Regions from separate parts of the Mus musculus genome. Here regions 2 and 3 are each linked to region 1. Evidence: chromatin loops called from intact Hi-C (ENCODE). Cell type or tissue: heart. All regions are shown on one strand. Each heading gives the region's core, and the rest is flanking DNA. Links, peaks and the distances in the headings are about the cores only. Region 1 holds the start of Zfp148 (zinc finger protein 148). Region 2 holds the start of Osbpl11 (oxysterol binding protein-like 11). Region 3 overlaps Zfp148 (zinc finger protein 148).

Evidence for each region. Peaks named below come from ENCODE experiments on the same cell type or tissue, not always from the same donor. Only the 100,000 strongest peaks of a DNase experiment are listed, where the experiment ranks them.
Region 2: a loop joins it to region 1, with 4 times the contacts of the local background. A loop is called at or near these places in 2 of 42 quality-filtered maps.
Region 3: a loop joins it to region 1, with 2.1 times the contacts of the local background. A loop is called at or near these places in 5 of 42 quality-filtered maps.

Annotation. Positions count from the first base shown.
Region 1 is chr16:33,375,691-33,386,245 of GRCm38, reverse strand. It overlaps Zfp148 (zinc finger protein 148), which reads right to left and starts at 5,471. Exons shown (of 9, transcript NM_011749.4): 1 at 5,219-5,471. 1700007L15Rik (RIKEN cDNA 1700007L15 gene) reads left to right here and starts at 5,510. Exons shown (of 2, transcript NR_045709.1): 1 at 5,510-5,730; 2 at 5,867-6,392. In heart, for the core only: CTCF peaks have their summits at 5,624 and 7,669 (motif pointing right); DNase peaks (open chromatin) are centred at 4,935 and 5,435; H3K4me3 peaks cover 3,195 bases; H3K27ac peaks cover 2,969 bases.
Region 2 is chr16:33,181,509-33,192,063 of GRCm38, reverse strand. It overlaps Osbpl11 (oxysterol binding protein-like 11), which reads right to left and starts at 6,993. Exons shown (of 13, transcript NM_176840.3): 1 at 6,064-6,993. The coding sequence starts at 6,260. In heart, for the core only: a CTCF peak has its summit at 6,494; DNase peaks (open chromatin) are centred at 6,123 and 7,033; H3K4me3 peaks cover 1,783 bases; H3K27ac peaks cover 1,665 bases.
Region 3 is chr16:33,472,745-33,483,299 of GRCm38, reverse strand. The region is part of intron 7 of Zfp148 (zinc finger protein 148); the gene reads right to left. Among named protein-coding and RNA genes, the nearest start is that of Slc12a8, 40 kb to the left of the region's middle. In heart, for the core only: a CTCF peak has its summit at 1,996; no DNase peak of the experiment used is centred there.

The DNA.
Region 1 (10,555 bases), core at 873-8,872:
AGTTCACTGCAAAGCCAGGTGACCCAAGTTTGATCCCACAGACCCACAAGGTAGACCTGACTCACTCAGGATGTCCTCCACACTTAGACCATGGTGCATGTAAACACACACACACACACACACACACACACACACGTACACACACATAATAAATCAGTCCAATTTAAAAAGTTATAGCCGGGCTGGTGAGATGGCTCAGTGGGTAAGAGCACCCGACTGCTCTTCCGAAGGTCCAGAGTTCAAATCCCAGCAACCACATGGTGGCTCACAACCATCCGTAACAAGATCTGACTCCCTCTTCTGGTGTGTCTGAAGACAGCTACAGTGTACTTACATAAAATAATAAATAAATCTTTAAAAAAAAAAAAAAAAAAAAAAAAAAGTTATAGCCAGGCATGCAATGTGTGCCTGTAATCCAGAAGACAGAAGCAGGGGGGCAGAGGATTCCACAATCTAGGTAAGCCTGGACAATTAGCGAGTCCCAGGCCAGTCTGGAACTATTTAGCAAGGTCCTATCTCAAATGAGTGAGTGAACACCACAGACCTATGGAATGAACACTAATGGGTCATTTTAACACCTTCCCACATTTCATCAACTAACACTCTCCTGAAGACTGTCTAAGGATACTGCAACCCGGTAGGTAGTTCAAAGATGAACAAGCAATTAATACTTTCAAGCAACTCCTCATCTCTAGCCAGCAAAGCTAATGTTGCAAAGATGCTGGTTCCTACAACTCTTGTTTGAGTCCAAGCCTTCCCTTTCCCATTTCGCCCAATACTTCTGACTACTTTAGCAAAACCTTCTTTCCCTTTTTAAAGTTAGAAGTTTAAAGCCTATTCTAATATACTGGGAAGTTCAGAGATGCATGCTAAAGCAGTTGGTTTAAAGCATCTAAACTGAGTTTTTCAGCCTCTAAAACTCAAGGCTTAGACAGATAGGGCCATCAGGATGGTTCAGAGGGTAAATGTGCTTCGCTGCTTAATGATGCTGGCGAACCTGAGGACCTGAGTTCAACCCCTGGAACCTACATAAAGGTTGAGGAGAAAAACTAACTCCTAAAGCTCTCCTCTGACCTCCGCACACACTCACCTTGCTGCACACATGACCACACACATGCAATAATTTCTAAAATGTAAATAAAAGCTAAACTTAAAAATAAAATTTTTAATATCAAGGTATATCATCTAATACACAAAAATAACTGAAGAGCAGAATGGAGGATGAATAATAAAAGACATCAATGACATTCATCCATTTCACTCAGGGAAAGCTGACTTCTGTAGTCATGATCCAAAGTGATGACATCATTTTGGTGAAGAGAGAAATGATGGAGCAGAGCATGGTGGGATTCTTCCATAAAACAAAGACCAGAGATGATAAAGACCTACCAACCGCTTGGGAGAGCCAGAGAAAAACATGAACTACAGAAAAATTAATGCTTAGAACTGGCAGCCTGTGGTAGAGGACAAATGTGGGGGAGAGTATAAGATAAGGCAGCAGAGAGATCAATGTGATCAAAGTGATTATATACACATATGAAAATGCCATGCAGTAACCCATTATTTTATATGAAGTGTGATTTTACGGTTTTTTTTGTTTTTTTTGTTTTTTTCATAAAACAAGGTTTCTCTCTGTAACTGAGCCCTGGTTTAGCCTTGACTGTCCTGAAACTAACTCAGCAAACCAGGCTGGCCTCCAACTCACAGAGGTCTGCCTGCCTCTGCCTCCCAAATGCTAGGCTTAAAGGTGCACTCCACCTCCTGCTATGTGTTCATTCTCTTAAGGTGGAAGGTAAGAATATGGTTAAGAAAAAAGGGCTGGAGTTGTAGCTCAGTTGTAGTGCTTACCCAACATGCAAAAAAGTCTTGGGTTCAACGAGGCCTTTCAGTCCAGCACTCATTCCAGGCTGGCCTGATCTACATAATGAGTTCCAGGACAGCCAGGGCTACACAGAAAAACCCTGTTTTAAAAAAAAAAAAAAAAAAAAAAAAAAAAAAAAAAAAAAAAAAAAAAGGAGAGGGCTGGAGAGATGGCTCAGTGGTTAAGAGCACTGAGTGCTCTTCCAGAGGTCCTGAGTATAATTCCTAGCAACCACATGGTGGCTCACAACCATCTGTAATGAGATCTGACGCCCTCTTCTGCTGTGTCTGAAGACAGCTACAGTGTACTTATATACATAAGATAATTAAACATTAAAAAAAAAAAAAAAAAAAAAACTTGGTCCCCAGTTCAGTTCCCAGCACTGCAGAAACTAGTTGTGGAATTCACACCTGTAATGCCAGAAATCAAAGAGGCAAAGGTTCAGACAGTCAGGGTCATCTTTCCTACATACTTAAGGGGCCAGCCTGGGTGACAGAAACCTGTCTCAGAACACCAACACAAAAGCTCACTGGACACGGTGATGTGGGCCCGTGATCCCAGCACCTGGGAGGCAGAGGCAAGCGGATCTCTGTTGAGTTTGAGGCCAGCCTGGCCTACAAAGCCAGTCCCTCCTCAGACAGAGCTACACAGTGAGACCCTGTCTCAGAAAGGGGGGGGGGGGGCTTGCAGGGCACAGCAGGCAGCAGTCTATGAAAGCAAAACTGCAATGAACCCCTGTTTCATTGCTTTTCATTGTTAGTCCCTTCAGGACAGTTTTTTAAAATTACATATATTCATATTATTTGCATAAGAAACACAACATACTGTATTTGGCACTCAGTAGTAAAAGAAATGACAATACACAATACCAGTGCAGCAGAGGGAAACTGAGCCACGAACACCATGACAGTAAAAATGGGTGCATCATGTCAAGTAAGCCCTTTTTTAAAATGGCCAAAGAAGCAGCTAATAAGAGTGCGTCCTGCTCTTCCAAAGGACCCAAGTTCAGTTTCCAGCACCCACATCAGTCAGTTCAAAAATGCTTGTCATCCCAGCTCCCGAGGATCCAACATTCTCTTCTAACCTCCTTGGTTACCCTCACATCCATGGCATATGTTCACATAGACAAATACATATGCATAAATAAAAATAAGATCTTAGCTGGGCGTGGTGGCGCACACCTTTGCTCCCAGCACTTGGGAGGCAGAGGCAGGTGGATTTCTAAGTTCGAGGCCAGCCTGGTCTACAAAGTGAGTTCCAGGACAGCCAGGGCTATACAGAGAAACCCTGTCTTGAAAAACCAAAAAAAAAAAAAAAAAAATCTTTTTAAAAGTGAGCAAATCTAAATGCACTAACCGGAAAATTTCCAAGTTTTTTTAAAAATAAAAAAATCCAGTTATTTCTATAAGAAAAATTATAATGAAAGAAAAAGGAATGAATATACCTGAGTTTCCTTCCCCTCTCCCGAATGTTACCCCATCCTCCCCATTATTCTCTTTTCCTTCAACTGCCATGAAAAAGATCTGTCACATTTAACATACTCGTCTTCCCTTCAGTTGAAATGATACCACAACACATTATGTAATTTCTCTTAATAACAAAAGGTGACCACTATCCAAATAGAATTTAACACATTGTTCTAGCCGGGCTGTGCCTTTAAGGAGGCACAGGAAGGTGGATTTCTGAGTTCCGGGCCAGCCTGGTATACAACAGCAAGTTCCAGAACAGCCAGAACTACAGAGAAACCCTGTCTCAAAAAAAAAAAGCAAAACAAAACAAAAAGGACAAGACTCTGTTCTCACCCAGTGTTCCTTCTTGAAAAATGTGGTCTACTGTGCATTCAGGGAGTGCAGAACTTGGTTTCCTAACATAGGGACTGTCCCTCCTCATGAGACCTCGACTCATCCTGTCACTTCAGATTTCCTTAGGCATTACAACCACTCCTGACCTCCTTATAAGCTAAGATAACAGATATTCTAGATGCTCTGCCTACATTTTGCTTGCAGATGTTATTTTCTTTAATAACATCATGCCTCCGTGAAAGAGTACACCCGGAACTGTGAATGGAAAAGGATCTCCCGCCAACCCGAAGTATAGAACTAGACAAATGGAGCCTTCAAAGACCAGACTAGAATGCACCAACTCTTGACCCGGACAATTACAATCTATGTCCTGCAACCTAGGCTGAAATACGGCACCAGCTCTTCTGGTGGTACCATATAAGCTAGGCAGTGAAGAAGAACACCGCCAGGCCACGTTAATTCCTATTCCACCGTCTTCCAGGACGGTGTTCATCCACCCTCCGGTAACAGACAATACTCCAAATCTGCTAAAATTCTCAACTCCGTGGCCTCAAGAATGCCCAGAAGCCAGGCGGTTTCTCAAGGTCTCTTTCAAAGATTTTTCAGTTCACTAGTGCGGCACTAAAATGTCTCAAACCAATCTACAGGCTAAGTGACTAAATTCTCAATGACCCCCAACCAAGCGGGGACCCACACTTACCGGATGTCATCTACTGAAGAGCCCAAACAGGTTCCGAACTAGGCCACTCTGGCCCATCTGGAATAACTCTTTAGACCTTGGGCCAGCATTTGATAATTATGCTACATCTGTCTATTCTATTATGCATTCTCTGCTTCTTTTCCAATATTTAGCACTCCTCTGGCTTCAAACGCTCTTCCTTCTATCCGTAGAAACTACTCTAGCCTTCTTCCCCTTGCCTTGGAAACGCTTCGGTTCTTTCCATAATGAAACACCTAACGTATCTGCACAATGAACACCCTCAGAATCCTCAAGACTGCTCCACAGCCACCCCCGGCATTCCTCCACCTATCCGGCATCTTCCCCTCCGGCCCCTTTCTCCCCTTTCGCACTCCTACTCGGCTTCCTGCAAGCAATCCCCTTTTCACCAGCCCCTGCCCTTCCCTGCAGCCAACGAGCACACCGAGGCAGCAGCGGCGACCGAGGCCTGCGGTGCAGAAAGCACTGCACCAAGACGGCGGAGAACCCCAGGGTCTGGCCGGCCTCGTCGCCCACAGCCTGGCACCCCGAGGCCTCCCCGCGTGCATCCCACCTTCCTACCCGACACCGGCCGCAGGCCTCGGAGGCCGCCCGCTCTCTCGCCTCCGCCGCCCCCGTCATTCTCCGTTCTCCAAGCCCCGACCCACCATCCTCGCGTCCCCAGCCCCGCGCTCCCCGCGGCCTGCGCCCGCCGCCTCCCGGGCCGCCCCCCGGCCGGCCGGCCCGCCGCTCCTGCGGGTCACACCGTCGTCGCCGCGCTCCCCCCCCCCCGACCGCGCGCCGCCCCCTCCCCTCCCCCGCCCTCCCGGGCCCAGGCCTGCCAGGCCGAGCGTTTACCGCGGGGCTGGCGCCGAGGCGCGCGGTCACTGACTGCAGGCGGCGGCGGCTCCGACCTTCCCACGGGCCCGACGAGGAGGGCGAGGGGGAGGGGAGAGAACTTTTGCTGTGGCAGCTCCGGCGACAGCTCCCACCCCTGCGCCTTTCTCCTCTTCCTCCCCCTCCTCCTCCTCCTCCTCTTCCTCCTTCTCTTCCTCCTCCCAGAGCAGTCGAGAGGCAGACATGGCGCGGCTAGAGCGTCGCCGCGGTCGCCGCCGCTGCCGGCGCGGTGCATTATGGGAAGCATCGCACACAGGAAGCGCTCCGGGCCGCCGGCCCTCGCTTGGCGCGGAGACCTGGCTGCGAGACCAAGCGTGGCTTTGATTCTGGCGCCTGCGTGTCAGCAGCGCGGCGTGGCCGGGAAAGCTGGGCCCCGCTCTGGGGGTCCCCCTGATGGGCCTGAGAGGAAAACGCTTTGAAATTGATGGGAGCTGGGAAAGCCACTGAGAGGGACGTCCTCCCCTTGAGGCTGGGTGCGTGCCTGGCACCCCGAGAAGTGAAAAATGGGGATTAAATAGCGGCCCAGGCCCTGGGAAGTGGAAGGGGCGGGAACGTCGATGAAGGGTTTAGCCAGGATTTCTTGGATCTTTCTTTTATTCTCTTACCTAGCCTCTCCTCTTTTTCCGGAAGATGCTACCCTGCACCCTTGAAACTAGAAAACCTGGTTGGAGTCTGCAAACCGCGATGCAGGATGTGGGCACCGAGAAAAAGCAAGAGATCCCAGTCAGGACTTCGTTGGCCCAAACCACGGTCTGCATGTCAGCAAAGACTTGGTTATAATCTCTGCATACCTAAGATTGCTTAGTTGAGCCATCTTTTGGCAGCCCTTCGACGACCTTCACTAAATCCTGGTTTCTTAGGAGCGCCCTCATTTAACACCAAGGCCCTTTAGTTGCCTATACAAAGGGAGGGCTTACAGTTAATGACCTTTGTGCCCACACAGTAGTACAAGGTCAGCTAACTTAATGTGCCCAGTGAATGTCGATCGGGTTATTGGGAACTTCCTGAGAGATGGAGCACCTTCGTTAGGATTTCTGTTTCACAATCTCAAGGCTTTATTTTAGCACCTCTCTGCAATACTTAAACATAACCTTTGAGGTGAGAGGGAAAGGACATTAAAATATCTACATAACCATTTCTGGAATTCTCTCCTTGTCCACACCCACCTCCCCACCCCTTGAATGTTCATTTGAATAGGCTTTTTGGCCAAACTCCAAACTCCCGCATTATGCACTTGTGATGACACTGAATTAGATTACTGTCTGCAAGGTTAATATTCCCTCAGGCGTTAACCTTAGTAAACCGCGACGCCTTTTGAAGTAGCTGAGGCTCAGAAGTTCAGCTGAATTCAAACACAGTTAACTAAGAAAAGCAGGGATGAGCCCACAGCCTCACAATAAACTCTACTTGAACCTTCTCCACTAAAAAAATATAAATTTTAATAAGATGACAGTGCATATTCTGAATGCTAATTGTAACAAAACCGTGATACAAGCTAGAGCAAGGGACAGTTAGCTGGAGGACAGCCTTCTGGCAACTTCTAGCAACTGCAGTGACATCAAATTCAGATGTATTTTTAAAAAGGGAAGAGAAGAAAAAAAAAACCCTCTGGCAGCCAAGAAGCTAACTTTTAGGTTTAAGCTGTGGTAAAGCTAATAACTAGAAAGAGCTAAAAGCCTAGGGTCACACCCAGTGGACTAAGATGAATAGGGTTGCCACTAGGAATACATCTCTTTGTTTCTGAAGAGAATTAAGACAAGGAAGAAACAACCATCTAAAATGGGCAGAGTGGAGAAGACTACTGACCATGCCTTCAAAGTAAGAGTGATTGAAGGCTCTTGAAATTCTTGCTGGTCCATTTTTTTTATCCAGACTGCTGCTGCTTACCTTCCAATACCAGTCTTGGCCACGCAGCTTGCTTCCTTTCCATCTTAAATTTCTTCCACTCACCCACTTTAAAACAATGAGAGACAGCCATAAGGTAGTGACGTTAATCCCAGCACTCAGGAGGCAGAGGCAGGGGTATCACTTGAGTTAGAGTCCAGCCTGGTCTACAGAGCAAGTTCCAGGACAGCCAGGGCTTCACAGAGAAACCCTGTCTGAGATGGCTCAGCATTTCAAAGCACTTGCTGCTCTTTCAGAGGGCCCAAGTTTCCAGAGCACCTGCACACACATGGCAGATAATATGCACAAGCACACACCATGAATAAAAATAACTCTTTAAAACAAATGAAGGATCAGCAAGGGGGTTCAGCAGGTGACCGCACTTGCTTCACAAGATAGCAACCTGAGCTCAACTCACACTAAAAGTAGATGGAGAGAATCAATTCCACAAAGTTGTTCTCTTTTTTTTTTTTAAAGATTTATTTATTATTATGTCTAAGTTCACTGTAGCTGTCTTCAGATGCACCAGAAGAGGGCATCAGATTTCATTACAGATGGTTGTGAGCCACCATGTGGTTGCTGGGATTTGAACTCAGGACCTTCGGAAGAGCAGTAGGTTCTCTTAACCACTGAGCCATCTCTCCAGCCCCAAAGTTGTCCTCTTAACATCCACAGGGGCACCCCTAATGATAAATTTTTAAAATGACTGTACACTTATACGAAGTTACAAATACAGGGCAAAACAACTCCTTTATCTCTTCACCCAGCTTCTCCCAATGGTGTGATATAAAACTATGGAGAGCCATCAACAGCAGCAGATTGGCAGGAGCCTGTTACGTAGTGCCCACAAAACCGGGCAGTATCTGTGACCTTTGAACCCATGTGCATCCTCCAGGGGTTTGGTTTGGTTTGGTTTGGTTTTTGGTTTTTCAAGACAGGGTTTCTCTATGTGGCCCTGGCTGTCCTGGAACTCACTTTGTAGACCAGGCTGGCCTCGAACTCAGAAATCAGCCTGCCTCTGCCTCCCGAGTGCTGGGATTAAGGGCATGTGCCACCACACCCGGCATGTGCATCCTCATGTGTGTTTAGAGTTTACCTCCATCCTATGTAGGAGCACAGGTCTGTCCCCACAGTGAGGACAGAACCACTCCTTACCAGTTTGTGGTAGTGCACATCTTTAATCCCAGCATTTAGGAAGTAAAGGCAAGTGGACATACATGAGTTTGAGGAGAGTCTGGTCTACAAAGCAAGCTCTAGGAAAGGACAGCCAGAGCCACATAGAGAAGCCCTGTCTTGAAACAACACCACCACCACCCCCCAAGCAACCACTCTGATCACAAAAGAACCCCCTCATACCACCTGTCTGTATCTGAATGTTCCCCTACAGCTCATGTGCTGACTTAGTACTCGATGCAATGGTGTTCAGAGGTGGGGCCTTTGTGAGGTGATTAGATCCTGGGGGCGCTAACCCTAGCAAGGGATTGCTAAAGCATCATAGTTTATCATATCACTGAGAAATAGAGTAGGAAACAAACCCTGGTTGAACAAAACAGGCTGTGTGCCCTTGAAGGATGTGTTTGTTTGTTTGTTTGTTTGTTTTTTAAAGATTTATATATCTAAGTACACTGTAGTTGTCTTCAGATGCACCAGAAGAGGGTGTCAGATCTCATTATGGATGGTTGTGGGCCACCATGTGGGTGCTGGGATTTGAACTCTGAACCTTTGGAAGAGCAGTCGGTGCTCTTAACCACTGAACCATCTCTCCAGCCCCTGAAGGGTGTGTTTTATCCCTGGACACAGCCCTCTTCTCCCTTCCTTGGCCACCATGAGCTGAGCAGCTCGCTCTACCACTTGCCATGGTCTTCTTCCTCACCATGTCCAAAATTTCTTTGGCACAAGCCAAAATCAACGTTCCTCCCTTATATCAGGTAGCTATTCTCCTTCTCTTTGTTACTATTTGGTTTTTTGTTTTCAGTCCTTTTTAAAAATGCTAGATAAGCATAAATCATTTAATATATCACACACATACATATGTCACATATGTGGTTTTTTTTTAATTTATTTATTATATGTAAGTACACTGTACTTGTCTTCAGACATTCCAGAAGAGGACGTCAGATCTTGTTACAGGTGGTTGTGAGCCAACATGTGGTTGCTGGGATTTGAACTCCGGACCTTTGGAAGAGCAGTCAGGTGCTCTTACCCGCTGAGCCATCTCACCAGCCCACTCCTATGGTTTCTGAGAGCTGGGATTAAAGGCCATCACGCTCAGCAGCATACTATTCCAGGAACTGTTCTGAGTTGGAGATGTAGCACATCCCATGTTCCCAGCACTGAGCAGGAAGAGGCAGGAGGATCTCAAGTTCAAGGCACCCTCAGCCACATAGTCAGCCCAAGGCCACTTTGGAAAGTTCGAGAGCCTGTGAAAGAAGGGGGGGAGGAAAGAGAAGAGAGAGGAAGGAAAAGAAAGAGACCACTATGGTGTGTTCCTGAGTGAGTCTATCATTTAAAATAACTTTACTGTGTATGTTTATTTATTCGTGTGGTGGGGTGGTACATGTCACTTCAAATGTGTGGAGGTCAGAGGACAACTTGCTGAGGTCAGTTCTCTTCCTCTACTATGTGGGTGCTAGAGATTGAGTTCAGATCATCGTGCCATCGTGCCTGTCCCCACTGAGGCATCTCAGGCTTCTGTCCCTTCCAACCCAGTGACAATGTTTGAGACATCCAGCCATTCAGTCCTTGTAGTCATTCTCGAGTGCGCAGAGTTGACTTTATAGCATCTCATAAGCTAGCATTATTTCAGTGTAGCTCTTTTCCTTCAAAAACAAAACAAAGGCTTCTCCTCCTTTGTTAAGTGCTGAGTGGGGGACACACACACTCCCGATTCCCGCTTTCATCAATGGGCTTGTGAAAGTACACAGACACAGTTTGTTGAAAGATTTCCTTACAGGGAAAGGAATATCACTGATGAGTTAGGAAGTCTCTTAAAATAGTATAGTTTGGGTCTTTTAACTTTTTATTTTTTCGTGTCGGTGTGTGCATGGAGGTGGTGTGTGTGTCTGTGTGTGTGTGTCTATGTGTGTTGTGTGTGTTTCTGTCTGTCTGTCTGTGTGCAGCTTATGCGGCGTCACCCTGCGGATCTCAGATGACGATATCCTAGAGTCAGTTTCCCTGTCCCCCTTTATGTGGATTCCATGGCTCCAGGATCTTTCTGGTAAACGAATCCAGCACTGTTGGGAGGGAGGAGAACTAAGGTGTTCGGGGGCCACACAGGTAGCAAGCCCCATGTGCAACAAGCCACACAGGTTAAGGTGAGCAAGCGAAGCAGATGAAGCAGACGTAGAAACAACTGGTAGCGAAAGGGACAGAAGAGAGTGCTCCAACGAGCTTAACAGCCACAGCCACTCAGCA
Region 2 (10,555 bases), core at 1,764-9,763, 200 kb after region 1:
CCTCAGGGCAATAGCAGCACACCGGTCACAAAGAGGGCAAGCAACACCTACACCCAAGACAGAGTGTGTTAAAGGGCAGAACTTCAAGGCCTGGCTAGAACACAAGTCTTATCAAAAAGCAGCAAGCTGTACTACTGACTCTGCCAAATAAGACTTTGTTTCATCACATAAGACTTAAATTTCATCACAATAAAAAGATGTAAGCAATGGCACACATGATCTGTCTTCCAAGGAAGCAGTGAGCAGAGGGACTGGCTGCCCTTTGCTCCATAGTTGTTTTCAAGGCTGTGTAACAGCAGCCTAGAAGACAGAGGCACATTCCAAGGCTTCCGCCAGCCCTTCCTCTGAAAAGCAAAACTGCTTGCTAATGCAGAAAAGAGACCTGCCTTTTAGCTAGCTGTCGTTAGCAGGTAGAAAGCCAAAAACACAAGGTTTGAAGTGTTTAAAGTTTGGAGAGGCAGTCCCTACCACACATGCCCAGCCTGCCTTTTAGCACTTCCTTTGGTTTGTTCCTTTCCATCCATTTCAATAAACAGCGAAGTGTCGGATTTGTAAGCCTGCCTTTGCACAAACCTTTAATCCTGGCACTTGGAAGGCAGATGAAGGTGGATCTCTGAGTTTGAGGCCAGCATGGTCTACAGAGGGAGTTTCAGGACATCCAAAGACTACACTGAGAAATCCTGTCTCAAAAAACAAAAACAACACAACAAAACAAGCTGACACAGAGAAGAGAAAAATAAAGAGAAAATTCATCTATGAACTGCCAGCTTTCACAGTGAAAAAGAAGGGACCCTGAATTAAAATGACTCTAAAGGAAAGATAACTTAGGGCCAATGGAATAAATTCAACCAACTTTTTCCTAGAGTAATCAAGAGACAGTCAGCAAACACGGAAGAGGTTCTTTTCCTTCCCTGATTCTTTTCAATGACACTGAAAATGAAGGCCAGAGCTTCCGACTTCCATTCTGCTGGGTATGCACTTAATTGGGATCTGAGTAACAGAGAGGCTCACACACTGAGCGGTCTCAAAAATCATTGTTATGAGTTAGAATCGTAGCAAAACATGAGACAAATCATGTATTAAACTAGTTACTACTATCAGTAAAAAGCATCCATTCATTTACAGCCTATCTTCTTTTAATCCTTCTATGCAAATAACCAGTCATAAAAATTTTTCTAGTTACTAGCTATGGGATCCTGGCCAACTCATTTCAACTTCCATTTTCTTCTCTGTTTACAGAGACAGTGCCCATTACCTTCCTCTGAGAACTGTGGGAAGTCCACGTCCCTTCATTCTGAAGCAAGCTGAATGTGAGGCATTCACTCAGGCATACTGAGTTGGACACATCTAAAGCCCAGGGTATAATCTCACTGCCCCAGATTCATTTATCCTCCACATTTTCAGAATTTTAAATGTGGGTGACAACTGGGGTCAACTGTCCTTCCTTTCCTCCATGAGTCCCAAGAGAGAGCTAAAAAGCAGACCCTTCCTATTTAAATTCAAGGTTCTGGGTGACCATGACTTCGAGGAAAACAGAGAGAGGACACAATTGGCTTCGCCAAAATACTCAACCCACACACACTGTGAAATAATAAGTGCCGCTGCTTTAGCTGGGTATGGTGGTAACATGTCCTTAATCAACTTGGAAGGCTGGAGGCAGGAAAGTCTGGGGTTCAGGGCCCCAGCCTGGGACAAGGAGACCTACTTGGTCCTCCTGCCACCTCCCTCAGAGGTACAAAGGTATGGTTTAGTAAACTCCTCACAGATTTGGTGAGGCAGAGAAAGGGGATCCCTGGGTTTAGAGAGACCTTAAAGTGGAGACGGCTGCAGAGAAAGCAGGTAAAAGCATTTGTCACATCACGTAAGTCTGGCAACTCAAGTTCCATTTCTGCAACCCACAAGTGGAAGCAAAGAACTGACTGTCACAACTCCCTTCTGACCAGGGTGACATGGACACCCTGGTACACGTTCACACACACACACCATTACACACCCCCTAACACATACACACACACAAGTTTTTTCTTTGTCATTAAAAGTGCTCTAAGGGGCCAATGAGATGGCTCAGTAGGTACAGGCACTTGCTGCCAAGCTTAGTGAACTGAGTTCAATCCTTGGAATGCACATAGTGGAAGGAGAGAGCTGACTCCTGGCTCGGGCCTCCACATGCCCATGTGGCATACATGCCTACACACACAGACATGTATCATTTTATTTTATTTAAAGCTAAAATATTGTTGGCTTACATGCTTGCAAGGTTCTAGGTTTGTCTCCTATATTGCTAAAAGTAAGTAAGTGAAATCCTAAAATATATTGAATATAAGTAAGTACTTACTAAATAAAGAAATAACACAACTTTATCTGGCACTGTAGCTCACACCTTTGATCCTAACACTCAGGAGACAGAGGCAGGTAGATCTTTGCATTCCAGTCCAGCTTGGTCACAGAACTAGTCCCTAGTTCCAGGGTAGCCAGGACTACACAGAAAAACCCTGTTTCCAAACCCAAAAAAACAAACCAGAAAGAAACAGGGTTGAAGAGCCGGGTGTGGTGCTGCATTCTTTTAACCCCAGCACTGGAGAGGCAGAAGAAGCAGGCAGATCTCTGTGAATTTGAGACCAGCTTGTTCTACCTATAAATTCAGGCCATGCAGGGTTACATAGTAAGACCCTGTCTCAAATAAAGGGGGTAGGAGGCAAGGGGCAGGGGCTGGAGATGGGAAAGTGGTTAATACTGCTTGTTACATAACCATGAGGCCTGCTGTTCAAATCCCTGTACCCACTTAACAAGCCAATTCCACAAATATCTGTACCTACAGCTCTGAGGACCCCAATGCCCTACCTGGGCTCCTCGTGCTCACAGGCATGCATACTGCACACACATGAGAACATGCTTACAAAGACATGCACACACACAGATTAACAAAAGAAAAAACACCGGGCAGTGGTGGGGCATGCCTTTAATCCCAGCACTCGGGAGGCAGAGGCAGGCGGATTTCTGAGTTTGAGGCCAGCCTGGTCTACAGAGTGAGTTCCAGGACAGCCAGGGCTACACAGAAAAACCCTGTCTTGAAAAACAAAAAAAGAAAAAAACAAAAACAAGAAGAGGAAAAACAAATAAAACAAAACAAAACAAAACTTGGGAGACAGAGGCAGGTAGACTGCTAGACATCTGAGGCCAGCCTAGTCTACAGAGTGAGTTCCAGGGGTACACAAAGAAACTCTGTCTCAAATAAAACAAAACAAAAAGAGAAATCAGTAAAAATACTTTCTCCAGGGAGGGAAACTAGGTGGCTGGGACTAGCATTTAAGGCAAATATGTAATCCTTCTATCTATATTTTTAAAAAATAAATTAACAAAATGTTTTAAATATGATATTAATATTAGGATTAGGAGGATAAGGAGTTCAATATCATCCTCAGCCATTCTCAAATCAATCAATCAATCAATCAATCTCTCTCTCTCACACACACACACACAGTGTACCCAACTATGTACATTTTCAAAACTGAGATAGTATCAAATTACAGTAGAGATTAAAGCTACTGGTGAGATTTGCAATGTTCAGACAGGTAGTTAAAAACCTGGCTCTTGAGTTCCTGAAAGATTTCCTGACTCGGACTCCATTAGCTGAGGTCAGAAAGGAGAAAGAGATAGAGTCCACAACACAAGTAAGACAGCCTTGAAAAGGGGAAAAGCCAACCTAGGCAACTAAAGGAGAGAAAAGCCAACCACCACCGAGACACTGAGGACAAACAAAGAGAAAGTTCTGTCAGGAAGTCAAGAAAGTGGGGTGCCAGTGCAGCTGTGGCCCAGGGATGAAAGGGCTGGCTTTCTCAGAGAACTCAAGAAAGAATTCTAAAAGCATGTGTACTTACAGGGAACTCAGGTGGAAGAAAGACGTAAAAGTACTCATTGTTCCTTAGTAGGGACAGAGCAAATGGCCTGAGTTGTTTGAGAAGCAGTAAAGGATTAGGTCACTTTTTGTAATTGTTATTATTTTGTTTTAAACATCTTTAGACTCTAAACCTGGGGGAGAAGCCAAGAAAAGGAGACCACGAGTTGTTTTGTTTTTTGGTCTGTTTTTTTTGGGGGGGGGTTTCGAGACAGGGTTTCTCTGTATAGCCCTGGCTGTCCTGGAACTCACTCTGTAGACCAGGCTGGCCTGGAACTCAGAAATCCACCTACCTCTGCCTCCCGAGTGCTGGGGTTAAAGGCGTTCGCCACCACCTCCCGGCGAGACCATGAGTTTTGAGCACCTAATATTTGCTCTAATTCTACTTCATTTTTCACTTTAATTTAGAGTGGTTTTCAGAATTGCTACTATAAGACTGACCTCTGGTTATCTTGAACTTTTCCTTACTTCCTTGAATGATATCAAAATATCCCCACAAAAAAGAATTTTCTTATGGTTCATCTTAACACATAAATTGAGAGGGGCTGGAGAGATGGCTCAGCAGTTAAGAACACTAGCTGCTCTTCCAGAGGACCTGGGTTTGGTTCCCAGAACCCATGTGGCAGCTCCATGATGAGTCCAGGTCCAGAGGATCTGATGCCTTCTTCTAGATTCAATAGAGCCAGTGCACACATATGCAAACATACATACATACATACATACATGCAGGCAAACATTCACACCCATAAAAAAATAAAATGAAAAAAATCACAAAGGGGGAGAGTTACACTGACTTGACTTCAATCCCCATTGCCAATTACAAAGTTAGCTACTCTTCTCACTTCTGTAGGTTCATGCCTGCATATTTCACATAGACATATATTTGCATATTAGGTGATACAGGGTGATATATAGTCCTAGCTGTGCTGGAATTTACTATGCAGATATGAGGCTTGCCTCAAAACTCACAGAGATTCTCCTGCCTGTCTCCCATGCTCCAGGATTAAGAGAGAGCACCACCACGCCCAGCCCACATCTGCATATTGTAACACACGCGCAGTTCATACATATGGATAGTACTCATGATAAATATGTAGCTTTCACAACATCTTGGTTCCTACCCCTTCCAAGTCTTACAAGTGTAGTCAAAGAGTTTAACACAATCAAAAACCAAACCAAACAAACAAAACCAACTAGAATTAAACATACAAGCAGTTACCCAAAATTTCAGTATTCATCAGTGTAGATCCAACATTATAGGATGCCCTAATTCCATTCATTCTTAGAATTATGGGTAGTAATCTCTCCCTATACTATATATATATATATGTATATATATATATATATATACACACACACATACATACATATACATATATTTTTTTGTTTTACAAACCCTTTATACATATATTTTTTAAAGCACCAAAATGAAGCTTTTGATATTTCTCCAAGTTTTTCATTTACATTAATAAAAACTAACAAATGGCCGGGCGTGGTGGCACACGCCTTTGATCCCAGCACTCGGGAGGCAGAGGCAGGCGGATTTCTGAGTTCGAGGCCAGCCTGGTCTACAAAGTGAGCTCCAGGACAGCCAGGGCTACACAGAGAAACCCTGTCTCGAAAAAACCAAAAAAAAAAAAAAAAAAAACTAACAAATGTAGAATTTCAAGAGTTTTCAAGTAGCCTGATTACACTCTACTGCTTATCAGCCTCTGTATTTAAGTCCCTCCCCTTCTCTAAGTCACAAGCAACCAAAGGATAAGATCTTCTCTGACTCTTGTTACTCGAATCATTCCACAAGTTTTGAAGACCAGCATTTGCCTCTCAAAGCGCTGAGTTCCACAGTTTCTGCTCTAAGAGACGTTCAGGCTTGCTTGTAAACAGATTACAACAGAGGCAAAAACCAGAAGTGAGTGTAGAGATAAATCAGAGGAAGAATAAGCCCTTGGATAATCGAGAAAACTCTGGGGTACATTTCTGAATTCCTCAAAGGGCCTCAAAAAATTACCTGTTGAATGAATTTCTGAAGAAAGTCAATCCTGCTCACGAAAGCAGGGTTCTATCTCCAAGTCAGATCATCAGCCGCTTTGGAATTGGCCTTCCAACTGGGATATGCAGACCCCATCACACTCCGAGCCACCCCAGAACATCACTTTGGAGGGCCATACCTGTACTGCCAGCCTTTCGCACTGCCACCGCGGCTGCTGTTGCTGCTGCTACTGCTGATGGCACCCCCACAGCTGCTGTTGCCGCTGTTCTTGTTCGGGGTCACTGCTGTGGCCAAGCCCTCCAGCTTCCCTTCACTCTCGGAGACTTTCATCACCGATGCCGGCTCACCTCCCTGCATCTTAACTCCAAAGTTCATCTGCCCTTCTCGGGCGAGGGACACCAAGTGCAGAGTTATTTTGTAAGTACTTTTCCCCCTTTCTCTCTCTCGTTTTTTTACTCTCAACGGGATCTCAGACCTCGGCTAGAGTGGAAATCGACAGTGGTCCAGAAAAAGAGGACACGCATTTCCACTTTGGTTAAAAGTTTTAAAGAGCACGGGTACCCTTCAGATAGATGCCTCTCCCGAGCAAGAACAAGGAGGACAAATCACCCCGCCAGAGGGCTCGGTGCCACACTCCGAGGAGCAGCCGGGCGGCGCGGGCGAGGTCGCGGATCCTCTGCCTGGGAACGCGGGGCAAGGACGGGGTCCACGGCCCGGGAGCCCCGGAGCCCACGGCCTGACCTCAGGACTCGGGGGTCGGGCCAGCCGCGCCGCTTCTTCTCCTCAGCCGGGTCCTCGGGAGAAAGGGCCCTGTCCAGCCAGCTCCGCGGTTCCCACCGCAGCCCCGAACTGAGCCGGAGCGGTCGCGCGAAGCCCGCGGAGGGTCGGGCAGACGCCGCCGGGCAGGACGCGGGCTCCGAGGCCGCTGAGCTTGGGCCGGAGGCGAGGGGTTCACCGTGGCCTCCTCCGAGAGCGCTAGCCCTGGAGCCCCACGGAGTTCACAGGAGCCGACCGCTCCCTGGAGCTTCCTTAGCCCTAAACGTAAAAGCCAGAGCCAGGGCCCGGGCCGCCGCCCCACCCACAGCCGGTCACCCACCCGCCTGCTAGCTCTCCCCGCCTTCCTTTCCGGTGTCGTGTGAGCTCATTTCCGCTAGCATTGAAGCGGCGGCGCCATCTTTGATTGGGGCAGACGATCCCGAAAGGAGGCGGTGACCGGAGCCTCAAGGGAGAGAAGGAGCTGAAAGAAGCAGTGGGGAAAGAGGCAGCAGGCGGGAGGGAGGGAGAAAAAGGGAATGAAACGGTCTTGCTAAACAGGTCCTATACTCTCTTGGGGAGCCCCATTCCTTGCCTTTTAAGGGAACCTAAAAAAATAAGAATTTACAGAACAAAGTGGGGAAAAATAACTGATCAGTCATTTTTGAGCAACAAAAAACCCAACATGATATTGGACTAAGGTAAATCGTCTTAAAGAAAAGGAAATTGTCTTGGAAATTAGAGCTCTTGGTGATGCTGGAGAAACTTGAAGTAGATTGATATAAAAAGGATTTACTAATAAGCTTACTTAAAAAGGACCAATAACACTGGAAGAAAAGTAGTTTATTGCCACGTTTGTTACAAACTGTAAGAAAGAAAACTTTTACCATAATTGAAGTTTGGGGTCTCTGAAGAAGTTTCTCTTACTGTTTATCCCCTCAGCTTGACCTCCAGTTAGGCTCCACTCCCACAGCAAAAGGAGACAACCTGCCATTATACCCATCAAAGAGCATTCCTAAAACAAGACACAGGGGCAATGCAGGACCACAACCATCTGCAAGGCCCAGCCTGCCATTAACTCTTTGTCTAGGCACAGGGAAAGTTTACCTCTACCAGGTGGGCATGATTAACCTGGGTAACAACTACTTGAAAGAACCACACTGGTGTACTTAAGAAATAATCCTTAGCCGGGTGTGGTGACACACGTCTTTAATCCCAGCACTTGGGAGGCAGAGGCAGGCGGATTTCTGAGTTCGAGGCCAGCCTGGTCTACAGAGTGAGTTCCAGGACAGCCAGGGCTACACAGAGAAACCCTGTCTCGGAAAAAAAAAAAAGAAATAATCCTTGTCTTAGGGTTCTCTGGAGTCATAGAACATATGGAGTGTCTCTATATAGTAAGGGAATTTATTGTAATGACTTACAGTCTGTAGTCCAACTAACCCAACAATGGGCAGCTGTGAGTGGGAAGTCAGGCCTGTGAGGCTAGTATAAGCTGGTCTTCTGTGGAAATAGATTCCAACAGACTTGCTAGCAAGTAAGTACAATCAGTTGAAGAAGAGTGAACCTTCTTTCTTCAAGGTCCTGATGTAGGCCTCCAGTAGAAGATGTGGCTTAGATTAAAGGCGTGTGCCACCATACCTGAACCTAAAACTTGCTTTGTCCCAGGCTGACTTTGAACTCAAAGATTTGCTTACCTCAGTCTCCTAGAATTAAAGGTGTGTGTACCTTGCCTGGGCCTAAGATTTTCATGGCCACTATGGCTCAAGATCTCCATGTCAAGATCCAGGTCAAAAACCTGTCTTCCAGCCTCAAGATCTGGATCACAGGTGTGCCCTCCATTTCTGAATTGTAGTTCATTCCAGAGGTAGTCAAGTTGACAACCAGGAGTAGCCATGACAATCCTGATGATAACTTTGCTGTGCAACTGTCCCATTTGCCCAGAGTTGCAGTCTCCTATTTCCTCTTAAATTGTTCAAAGTGTGACCTGAAAAGGATTTAAGGATGATGGCCTCTGTGGAATGCAGAGGCCTATGGTATATCTCAGTTAGCAGAGGAGTCTTCTATTCAAGGCTATCTCCTCTTTAGCAGGAGGCAGAGTTGGATTATTACTAAAGAACATTGCTCTTGGTCTCATATAGTGTCAAGTGAACCACATGGAGTTCTCTGTCTACCTAGTCCTGGGTCTGGTGGTTATGGTGAGTGAATGCTATCACTGGGTTCTGGTTATCAGCCTTGGGTGTAGGGGAATTCTTGTCTAAAAGGCATGTTTTACTATGTTCATCTGGACAACATGGAAGTAACCCCTACAACTGAGAATATAAATAAATACATACATACATACATACATACATAAATGGATTTGGGGAATGAAACAGATAATCGGTGAAATGTGGTGGAGAACCTGACTTAGAGAAGGAAAACGTGTATAAAGGGATGTCTCACAAGATAACTTTTAAAATGAGAGGATGAGAGACAAGGATGCTAAGGGAAGAACTGTGTTAGGAGAGAGAGCTCCCACATGATGGAGTCCTGAAGGAAAACCTTCAAATCCCAGAACCAAGGAGGTTTCCAAGTTCTCTAAGCAGGTGGCAGGGTTTTCCACACCATGTGACAGCCAGCCTAGCCTACTTGACTCCTGGCACAGAAGTAGGCACCAGGTAGGACCATAAACTTTTTTTTTTCAGTTTCCAGGGAGAAAAACATGATTTGTTTTCCAGCCGTAGCTGAAACCTGTCAATTTTTTGTCTCAAGGACAGACTTTAGGGGAGCATGGCCCGACTTTCCCAAGGCTACCTACCATATCTGGCCTCTTAGACTGACCGGGTCTTCAAGCAGCAGGTCTAACCAGTAGAATGTCATGGAGATTTTTAACTGGGAGGGGCCTGTGAGCTGATTAAGAGTTTTAAGTGGGCTGGAGAGATTGACCCAGAGGGTAAGAGCACTGACTGTTCTTCTGAAGGTCCTGAGTTCAAATCCCAGCAACCACATGGTGGCTCACAACCATCTGTAATAAGATCTGATGCCCTCTTCTGGTGTGTCTAAAGGCAGCTACAGTGTACCTACCCTTAGCGCCACAAAAACGAGGCATAGTGGCACCCCTGTAAAGCCAGCACTTGGGAGGTGGAGACAAGAGAACCGAAAGTTCAAGGTTACCCTCAGTCACATAATGAGTCTGAGGCGAGACCAGGATACATGGGACCATGTTTGTTAGAAAATAAACTCGAAGTGTGTATAGAGAGTTGATTTTAATGAAAGAGAAAGGGAGACTGGTTATTAATAGCAGATAATTATACAAAAGTAGGTCATAAATGATAGTGGAGTCATAGCAGGTGTGATGAGGAATACGTCAACCCAGGGTTGACATGAGGGTAACATGGACTGTTGTGGCAAGAGTCAGAGAATGACCGCAGGTAGCCAGACCCACCATGGAATGCAGTTACTGGGAAAGCCAGTGCCAGGCTAAAAGAATGCAATTTGAATGTCACTACTTTGTTTTGTGTAAGAAGCTCACCAGGATAAGTTATAATGAGAGACCCTTGTGGAATCAGAACGAGAGAAACTGTTTGCATGGATTTGGGCTTTTGTTGTTGTTGTTGTTGTTGTTGTTGTTGTTGTTGTTGTTGTTGTGCTGTGATACTAGGGATCTAGCACAGGACCTCAGACATGCTAAGCAAGTGCTTTACAACTGGGCTATACCCTCAGCCCTGTTTTTCTTTTTATTTTACCTTGGGGGTCTTAAGTTGTCAAAGCTAACCTTGAACTTGTGATTTCTGATCTCGGCATTCCCCCATAGCTGGGATTACAGCCTGCATCACCAGGCCCAGCTAGATATTTGTTTTTGCTTGTTATTGTGTATTAGGGTCTAAATCTGACCTTCACTCAGTGTCCAAGGAGAGGGGAAGCCATGATTTGAATAA
Region 3 (10,555 bases), core at 1,483-9,482, 96 kb before region 1:
CACACATAACTTTAAAGTATTCAGTCTTTACAGGTTCAGTTATTTTGAAATGAAAGCCCCCTACCCCCTTTTGCTGTGCTGGAGAGGAAGAAGAGCCTGGCACATGTTGGGCAAGCACTGTAACACCAAGCTGTGCCCTCAGCCCTTGGTTTACACTGTGTATGTAGCCTTTCTGCCCTTCTCCAGAGTGCTGGGGCTGCAGACATACACCAACACCTGTAGCTTGCCTGTATGCTTCCCTCCCGTGCTGTTTGGTGTTAAAAGGACTTTTGAGTTTAATTTAGTGTCTGTTCTAAATATTTAGAAGCATGGTCACTCTCTGCTAATGCTGTTAGTTCCAGTTCATTTTTAGAATTCTAATGACAAAGGTATACTCCGCTATAACCTGAATTCTAGCTCCACCATGTGCAGATTCTCTCACCCATCTGGTGTAGAGCATTACAGACTGACTATTCCTGAGAGAAGTGAAGAAATGTTTATACTATAAATCTGGGTGTTTTCCATGTTATTTTTCTCTCAATGACTTCCAATCTACTAATCTTCTCTTTTGTAGCCTCTTTTGTATCACTTACTATACTGTTCAATTCTAGAACTTTCAAGAGCTTTTCATAGGATGCAATTCTTTGGTAAAATTTATTTTTCATCTATTTTCTATACTACATAAGTGACAGTTTACACTTTAAAGTCTCCTTCTGATATCCCTACAAAGAACAGCTCTATTTCTGGGCTGTTATTTCCTCTTATCATTTGGCTGCTCTAGTCTCTGGCTGAGAAGCACGGGCCAGGTATGGGGCGCATGCCTGTCAGCCCAGCACATGAGGCAGAAGGATCACAACTTCAGTGTTATCCTCGGAAAGTAAGTCTGAGAAGGGTCTTAGAGAGTTATGCCAGAGTATTTGGAAACAAGCTCAGCAATATTAAAATAGTACACCTGAAACTTTATACAGCTGTTGCTGACAGGAGGGAGTGCTCATGGGATTTTTTTTAACTGACTTTTGGATTAAATATGATTAGAAATGAACACAGGTCTTGAACTGAAATTACAATGAAATTTCACATATAATGTACTAACTGCATTTTAGTTTAAGTATAGCATTAATCTTTCTAAACAATGTTAAGTATAAAATAGTCACATACTTAAAATATTTTCCAATGACAATACAATATGATTGTGGGCATTTTCCTTTTATTTATTTATTTATTTATTTATTTATTTATTTATTTATTTATTGAAGTTGTTGTGGGCATTTTCCATTTATTTATTTATTTATTTATTTATTTATTTATTTATTTATTTAATGAAGTTGTGCCCAGTATCTGTGTCTGAAATACAATATGTAGGCAATGCAAACTCAAATTTACAGTAATTCTCCTGCCCTCTAAATGCTGAGATTTCAGAAATGTGCCATCAGAGCTGCTCAAATTCATTTCTTTTTGGTGCTTTAGTTGCATTAAAAAAAAAAAAAAGATTAACCAGCTGTCTAGGAAAATATGTGCTATGTAAGTTTGTATGATATATATATGTGTGATATATAAGATAATATAATGAGCTTTTGTTTGTTTTGCAGGGCAGATGCATTTGGACTTTATTTCATGCTTGTGCAAGGCAGCTAAAGGGCTGAAACAGTACAGTCAATGAAGAAGGGGCCCACCACCACTCCTGCCAGCCTCCACTGCATACTGTACCCTGCCTGGTTTACAGGGTCAGGATTCCAGCATGGCTCTGGCCTATTAACATGAAAGCCCAGGCCAGCGGTTTTGCCATGTTATGACAAGGGCTGGCACAGCTTGGCTTTGGGCTGGCTGACTGACTGCTAGATGTCTTGGAATATTATGCCAAGTGCACAAGGGAATTCAACGCTAAGGCCATGACTGTGACATGAACTTCCCCAAGAAGAAGAACCCTCTATTATCAGCCAGGGTAGCACCTTGCAGAGAGACTAGGCAGTGAGACCCAGCACTTTACAGACACAGAGGCAGTACTGGTACTGGCCATTAGTGGCCACAAGTGAGCCAGTGGACAAGTTAGCTGCCATACTGTAGGGCTAGCACACTAGCTGGTGACCCTTCAAAGGCCTTAGTATAAAATCATGGGTAGTGGGGATAGAAGCACTAAACCAAAGCCCATTTACCTAAATTGTTGATTTTTTGAAGTAAATAATAAAACTTGCACCTCCAGGCCTTTTCTTACATGTTCCAATTGTAATAGGAAAAAAAAAAATCTAAGCCTAGTATCTGCCAAAGTTTTAGACTTACATTTCTACATATTTCAGAATATATTAATGTAAACTCATTACCCTTTTATTTTTTTATATCACAGCAAGAAATAGTTATATGGTTCGGGGCCAGCCTGGTCTACAAAGTGAGTTCTAGGACAGCCAGGGCTACACAGAGAAACCCTGTCTCAAAAAACAAAAGAAAGAAAGAAAGAAAGAAAGAAAGAAAGAAAGAAAGAAAGAAAGAAAGAAAGAAAGAAAGAAAGAGGGAGGGAGGGAGGGAGGGAGGGAGGGAGGGAGGGAGGGATAGTCATATGGTAAATGATGTTAACTGTTACATGATCCAGGAAAAGATTGAAGTCTTTTCCATCAATCTACAGCAGAAAAGGCACTAATTATATATCTGATAATCTCAAAACTCAAAAGTAAGAAAATAATCCAATGTTTTTTAATGAGTGAGGGAATTATCACTCCATCAATGCGAGTAAGAAAACAACAACAACAACAAAAGTCCAACCTTTTAGAGCCCTAGGAAAGTGTAAATAAATACAGAACACTGGCTACTCTGATATAGAACCTGGGTTTGGTTCCCAGCACCCACATGATGGCTCAAAACTATCTGTAACTCCAATCTCAAGGTAACCAATGCTCTCTTCTGGCCTCCATGGGTACTAGGTGTGCATGCATTTGATGCATGAACATGCTTGTAAACAAAGCACCCATACATGTAAAATTAAAATGCCATAATAAATGCAAAGTAAAGCTCATTAGAATGGCCAAAGTAAATATGACAAGGTCAAGAATGCAGATCAAGTGGAGCATGGTGGTACATGCCTGAAACCCCAGCACTCAGCAAGACTATGCTATTGAACCAGCCTGGACTATACAATAAGAGCCTGTCTCAACAAAGCAGAACAATGAAGGGGGTGGGTCTGATGCTAAGGTCCTGTTCCCCAATTGGTTCTTGAGCTATCAATAAAGATGCTAGCAGCCAATTAGCTGGGTGGACTAGGCAGGACTTCCTGGTCCTTGCAAAGGGGGGGGGGGGGGGGAGGAAGGTAGCAGATACAGGATAAAGAGAGGGGAAAGGAGTTTTGGCCATGCTTCAGAGGAAGAAAAGCCAACCAACCAGGTGGAGTGATCATGGGTTACTTCTCCAGGCAGGAGGTTAGGGTACTGAGCAGGGACTAAAGGTAACTGAGCAACTGAAGCTGAGAGCAGGTTAAGAGGTGCTGAGCTAAGAGTATTGGGAAGGGCAGGTTAGCCATAGTAGTGCCCAGTAATTGAGCCAATAAGGCAGGTTGAAATTGAAAAACATGTGTCTGTGTTTTTCACTCACGGATCTAATATTCTCTGGGTGAGGGCTTGTAGCCAGGCCCACTTCCAGACCTTAAAGCAGGATAGCAAAATCTACACGCTACAGAACAAATTGAAAGTTCATCAGTTACTATAAAAATATAAAATAGCACAATCATTTTAGAGTAATTTACTGGTTTCCTATAAAACCAAATATCCATTTGCAATATAAACTAGATATTCCATCCTAAGATATTTTCAAAAGTGAAACACATGTTGACCAAAAAGCTGTATGCAACTTTAAAAAATACTAATTTTATTTTATATGCAAGGATGTTTGTCTACTTGTTTATCTATGTACCATGTGCCGTCTGGTGCCTTGGAAGTCAGAGGGTATCAGATTTCCTGAAACTGGAGTTAAAGATGGTTGTGAGTGGCGATGTGGGTACTGGGAACTGAACCTGGGTCTTCCAACAAGTGCTCCTAACCACTGAGCTATCTCTCGCTAGCCCATGTATACTATTTTTACCATTGAACAACCCTATATATGCTTCTACAAGTGCTTATATCCATAAAATGGAAAGCAACAAAAAGGAACAAATTACCAATTCATCAAAAACACAAAAGACTCAAATTTACTGATGAGGGAATTCAGATTTAGGACTACACATCACATATTTTCTCTTAAATAATATCTGGAAGAAGCAAAACAAGACAGAAAATATAGCTCTGCCTATTAAATGGGACAGAAAAATTTTGAACAGACCTTCTCTACCAACAAACAAGAGTGTGGCTACAAAGATGTATGTGTTTTTCAAAAAAGGACAACTAACACTATTAAAAGAAAAGGCTCTCTGCTAGCTGGGCCTTGTGGTGCACACTTTTAATCCTAGTGCTCAGGAGGCAGAGGCAGGCGGATTTCTGAATTCAAGGCCAGCCTGGTCTACAAAGTGAGTTCCAGGACAGCCAGGGCTATACAGAGAAACCCTGTCTCAAAAAACCACAAATGAATGAATGATAAAAAGCTTTTTCTCTCCACGTCTATACAAATCACTGACAAGCTCCAGAGGTTTTGTAAAGTACAGTAAGCCTTCCCAAGCACTACTTGCATTATATCCCACTACTACTTAGAAGAGGTCAGCCTGCAACCCAGGGACTCTAGCTGCGTTCATGACCCTTAGTGTGCAAACCTTTACTACTTTTACCTCTCAACTGTCATTCAAAGGAAGGTGATTATCTCACCTTCCACCAAAGGACTTCTAACACATGGATGAATACACCCAGTGCTAAGAATTTAAAATCTCAATGTCTGAGTAATCCAACCTTGGCCATACACAGCAAGTAGGCAATCAACCACAAGTGAGAAGGGAAGCCGAATTGCTATGTTTTATAGAAAGGACAAAGACTGAAAACTTGTTTGGGTAAAAAAGGCAGTAAGTCTTTCCTGTAAAAGAACCACACACAGCCAGGCTTGGTGGTCTACAAATTGATCTCAGCACCTGAGAGGCAGAGGCAGGCAAATCTCTGTTGAGTTTGAGGTTGGCCTGGTAACACAGTGACTTCTAATGATTGCCAGAACTAGACAGTAAGACCCTGTCTCAAATACAAACACACACACACACACACACACACACACACACACACACACACACACACACACACACAGAGAGAGAGTTTCAATGTGTTATAAAACTACAGACCCATTCTAGATAAGTAAACTAAAGAAGCCATTCACAGTAGATACTCAGAACCTATTGTTAAATGATCCTAATTCATGGGGCCAGAAAGATGGCTTAGTGGGCAAAGGTGTTTACTGTCAAGTCTGACAACCTAAATTTCACCCTCATGATGAAAGAATACAACTCATACAAGTTGTCTTCTGACTTTCACATGAACAACAGCATGCACATACCACTCTTGCCCTCTTACAAAAGAAATAAAAATATAAACAAAATACCAGTAAGTTGACTCTAATTTGGCATAGCTTTTTTTTATTCCAATAGCCAAAGGAGCAGAAATATACAATTATACTTAAATAAAATAAAGTACAGTCAGATAAGTACTATGAGGGTGAGGGTGGCAGGGAAAGACTAAGAATGTAGCCCTCAGTAGAACTTGTCTAGGACACAGGGCATTCAGTTCAATCCCTGGTACTCTAGCTACAAAAAAGAAAGTCTGATAAAGACAAGACAATGGTTGGGGCTGGACAGAGGGCTCAGCAGTTAAAAACACTGGCTGTTCTTCCACAGGACCTGGGTTCAATCCATAGCATCTACATGTAGGCTCACACCATCTATAAGTCCAATTCCAGGGAACCTGATGCTCTCCTCTGGCCTTCGCATTCACCATACATGCAAGTGGTAAAAAGACATTTACAGGTAAAACACTAATATACATACAAAATAAATTTAAAATGTAAAGGGCAAGGGACATGATATAAGCAAGGGAGTAGCTATAACTGACAGAATTTAGATCAAGTAGACCAAAGATTTGTAGAAATGATGAAAGGGGGCTGTCACAGTCAGCTTCAGCTGTGAACCTGACACCTGGAAACCTGCTTCAGTCAGCTTGGCCTGTGGTGCATTTTTTAAATTGCTGGTTAATATAGAAAAACCTAGTCCACTGTGGATGGGGCTACACCTAGGTAGGTGGGCTCTGTAAGGAGGAAGCAGCTTACCTCCCTGGTCTCTGCTTCATTTCCTGCTGCCAGGAGCTTCCCCTCAGTGACCTATAAGCAAATAAACCCTTCTCTCCTCAAGCTGCCTGTGGTCAGTGTTTAATCCCAGAAACAGAAATGCACACTTCAACAGCTAGACCTGGACAGCAGGGTACAGTGAAGGGAGGGCCTGGCCATGTTTCACAGGATGGCTGTGAGCTCTGAGAACTCTTTTTTTTTTTTTTTCCCAGACAGGGTTTCTCTGTGTAGCCCTGGCTGTCCTGGAACTCACTTTGTAGAACAGGCCGGCCTTGAACTCAGAAATCTGCCTGCCTCTGCCTCCTGAGTGCTGGGATTAAAGGTGTGCGCCACCACGCCTGGCTTCTGAGAACTCTTGATATGGAGAAGCCAACAAGAGCTCAGAGCTCTATGGGATGTTCTGTGTGAGCTAAAGACGGCTTGAGAGGCAGACAAAGAAGGCAAGGCTTAAACTGTTAGAAGGGGCAAAGGTTATCAGGCCATTTGTGTCGGATTTTGAATAAAAAACCTGGTTTCTTCCAGGCAGTGGTAGAACATGCCTTTAACCCTAGCACTTGGGAGGCAGAGGCAGGCATATCTTTGTTGAGTTCAAGGCCAGCCTGACCTACAGAGTGAGAGGATACACAGAAAAACCCTGCCTTGAAAAACCAAAAAGGAAAAGAAAAGAAAACAAAAAACAAAAAAACCAAACCCAAAGAACCTGGTTTTTGGTTAATAGGGCTGAAGAATCAGAAGAGAGCAGATCCAGCAATGCAGTCTCATCATCAACATGGAACCTGCTCTCCCTGGGACAATGGATGCTGGCTAGGTGGAGCTCAAGAGTCAGCTGTGATTACTGAGACAGCCTCATTGAAGCAAACTCTTCTGGGAAGTGTTCCTTGAGGTCAAATAGAGAAGCTGTGGTCCATATGGGACTAGAGCAGAGTATCACATACAGAACCGGTTCTGGCTGCATGAAAGCTACAGTCCTGAAGGGATCATGGAGAAGCTGACGACTGCCATCATGTGGCATGGCCAGAAGAAATGCCAAGAGAAGTCACTGGTAAAAGAGTCCAGAAGGAGATCCCTACAGACTGAAGATGTAGAACCACGGGATAACTGACTGCAAGAGCACCATGTATGGAGTGGAACAAGGCCGAGCCTACCCAAGAAGCTAGCGTGCCAAGGACAGCAGAGCTGGAGAAGTGGAATACTCAAGCCCTTTGGGATCCAGATGATCATGAGTGAGTCCCAGATGTCAAACATTAACCATTTACACAGTTCAGTTTTAGTTTTGCTTTGATCTGAATTTAACTGTGATCCAGTTCTTCTCTCCTAAAATAAGAAAATATATCACTGGCTCCTTGGAAAATCGGACATAGTACTACCGGAGGATCCCGCAATACCTCTCCTGGGCAAATACCCAGAAGATGTTCCAACTGGTAATATGGACACATGCTCCACTATGTTCATAGCAGCCTTATTCATAATAGCCAGAAGCTGGAAAGAACTCAGATGTACCTGAATGGATACAGAAAATGTGGTACATTTACACAATGGAGTACTACTCAGCTATTAAAAACAATGAATTTATGAAATTCTTGGGCAAATGGATAGACCTGGAGAGCATCATCCTGAGTGAGGTTACCCAATCACAAAAGAAGTCACTTGATATGCACTCACTGATACGTGGATATTAGCCCAGAAACTTAGAATACCCAAGATACAATTTGCAAAACACAAGAAAATCAAGAAGAAGGAAGACCAACATATGGATACTTCATTCCTCCCTAGAATAGGGAACAAAATACCCATGGAAGGAGTTACAGAGACAAAGTTTGGAGCTAAGACGAAAGGATGGACCGTCCAGAGACTACCACCCAGGGATCCATCCCATAATTAGCCACCAAACGCAGACTCTATTGCACATGTCAGCAAGATTTTGCTGAAAGGACCCTGATATAGCTGTCTCGTGTGAGGCTATGCCAGTGCCTGGCAAATACAGAAGTGGATGCTCACAGTCATCTATTGGATGGAACACAGGGCCCCCAATGGAGGAGCTAGAGAAAGCACCCAAGGAGCTGAAGGGGTCTGAAACCCTATGGGTGGAACAACAATATGAACTAACCAGTACCCCGGAGCTCGTGTCTCTAGCTGCATATGAAATTCTCTTAAAGACTGGGACTTTAAAAAAGTATCTTATATTAAGATATTAATAGGAGATTTTGAAAACAAGAAAGGAAAGGTTATAGTTTTAAGAAGAGGTTTGTGTGCCAAAACTGACAAAGTGGAACATCACAATTAACTTAATTTCTCAACCCGACAAGGAAACTTGTCTCAGCATGAGACCAGGGAACATGCACTGAGACATTTCTATCAGACAGGCTTGTGGTCCTGTCAGCGGAGCATCTTATTAACTGCTAATTTATGCAGAAATCTCAGTCCACTGTGGATTGTGTCACAACTGGACAGGTAGGCACAAGCTGTGTAAGAGAGATAAATGAGGAAGTCAGAGCAAGCCAGCCAGTAAGCAACGTTCTTCCTCCGCGGGCTCTACTTCAGTTTCTGCCTTGAGTTCCTGCTCTGGCTCCCTTGATAGTGGACTGTACTCTAAACGCTGAAATATGCCCTCTTCTCACTTACGCTGCTTTGGTTAGTGTTTAGTCACAGCAACAAACAGTAGTTTAGAGAAGAGGTAGAATGACTGAATCCTGGGTCCTTGCAGAGAAAAGGGAATCTTAAAATCCAGGTCCTAACAGTGTGAGCAAGCATGGCAGGTCTTACAGCAACGAAATAGAAATCACAGACACCGGGGTCTGGTAACCATCCCTGTAAGGAGGGACCATGCCTGCAATCGAATAAATGAGAGAGCCCAGTTGTAAAGGCATACACCTTTGATACGCCAACATTTATAAGACAGAAGCAGGTGGACCTCTTGAGTTCAAAGCCAGCCCAGTCTACATAGTTTCAGGCCAGCTTGGGGTATATAATGAGACACTATCTTAATAAAATGAATGAATGAATGAATGAACGAACAAACGAACGAATGACAGGAATGTCAACAAAATAGAGGCCTAAGAACTGAGAGAGTAAGGGGAGAACTAAGATAGCATATCCTATAAAATATATTAGACAGTAAATATATTAGACTTAGTGCTCCAAGAAGTAATCAAAGTTGCTGTATGATACAAATATAAAAAGATAAACTTCTACAAAGCTTTTATTAATAAAGTTCAAACCATAATATGAAAAGACTGGGATTCTCTTTTTATGGTAGGAAGTAATAATAATAAAAAAACTCAATGATAAGTTAGTGCTGAAGAGTGCTTCCTTAAAGGCTATTTTAAATGACAATGCTAATAATCAGTGCAGTTTTTAGCTGCACAGTGGTAGCAGTAGCGTATGACTTTAATCCCAGCACTTGGCAGGCTGAAGCAGGCAGATGGTTGAGTTTGAGGATAGCCTGGTCTACACAGAGAAACCATGTATGAGAAAGTAACTTGGAATACCCAAGATACAATTCATAAAACACATGAAACTCAAGAAGAAGGAAGACCAAAGTGTGGATACTTCAATCCTCTTAGAAAGGGGAACAAAACACCCATGGAAGGAGTTACAGAGACAACATGTGGAGCAGAGACTGAAGGAATGACCATCCAGAGACTGCCCCACCTGGGGAATCCATCCCATATACAACCACCAAACCCAGACACTATTGCGGATGCCAACAAGAGCTTGCTGATATAGCTGTCTCCTGAGAGGCTCTGCCAGTGCCTCACAAATACAGAGGTGAATATTCACAGCCACCCATTGGACAGAGCACAGGGTCCCCAATGAAGGAGCTAGAGAAAGTACCCAAGGATCTGAAGGGGTTTGCAGTTCCATAGGAGGAACAACAATATGAACTAACCAGTACCTCCAGAGCTCCCAGAGACTAAACCACCAATGAAAGAAAACACATGGTATAACTCATGGCTCTAGCTACATATGCAGCAGGGGATGGCCTAGTCAGTCATCAATGGGAAGAGGGGCCCTTGGGCCTGTGAAGGTTCTATGCCCCAGCGTAGGGGAGTACCAGGGCCGGGAAGTGGGAGTGGGTGGGTTGGTGAGCAGGGGGAGGGGGAACCGGGAAAGGGGATAGCATTTAAAGCGTGAATGAGGAAAATATCTAATAATTTTTTTTAAAGTAATAAAAACAAACAACAACAAAACACTAATGTGATTTTTATGTTTTCCATCTTTATGGAAGCTTATCACAAAGTACTGGTATCAACCCATGAAAACTGAAAGGAATTTGTAAAATTGCAATAAATTCCTGCTCTCTGGACTTTTAATACTTTTACATTATATACTACTAATTGCCAATATA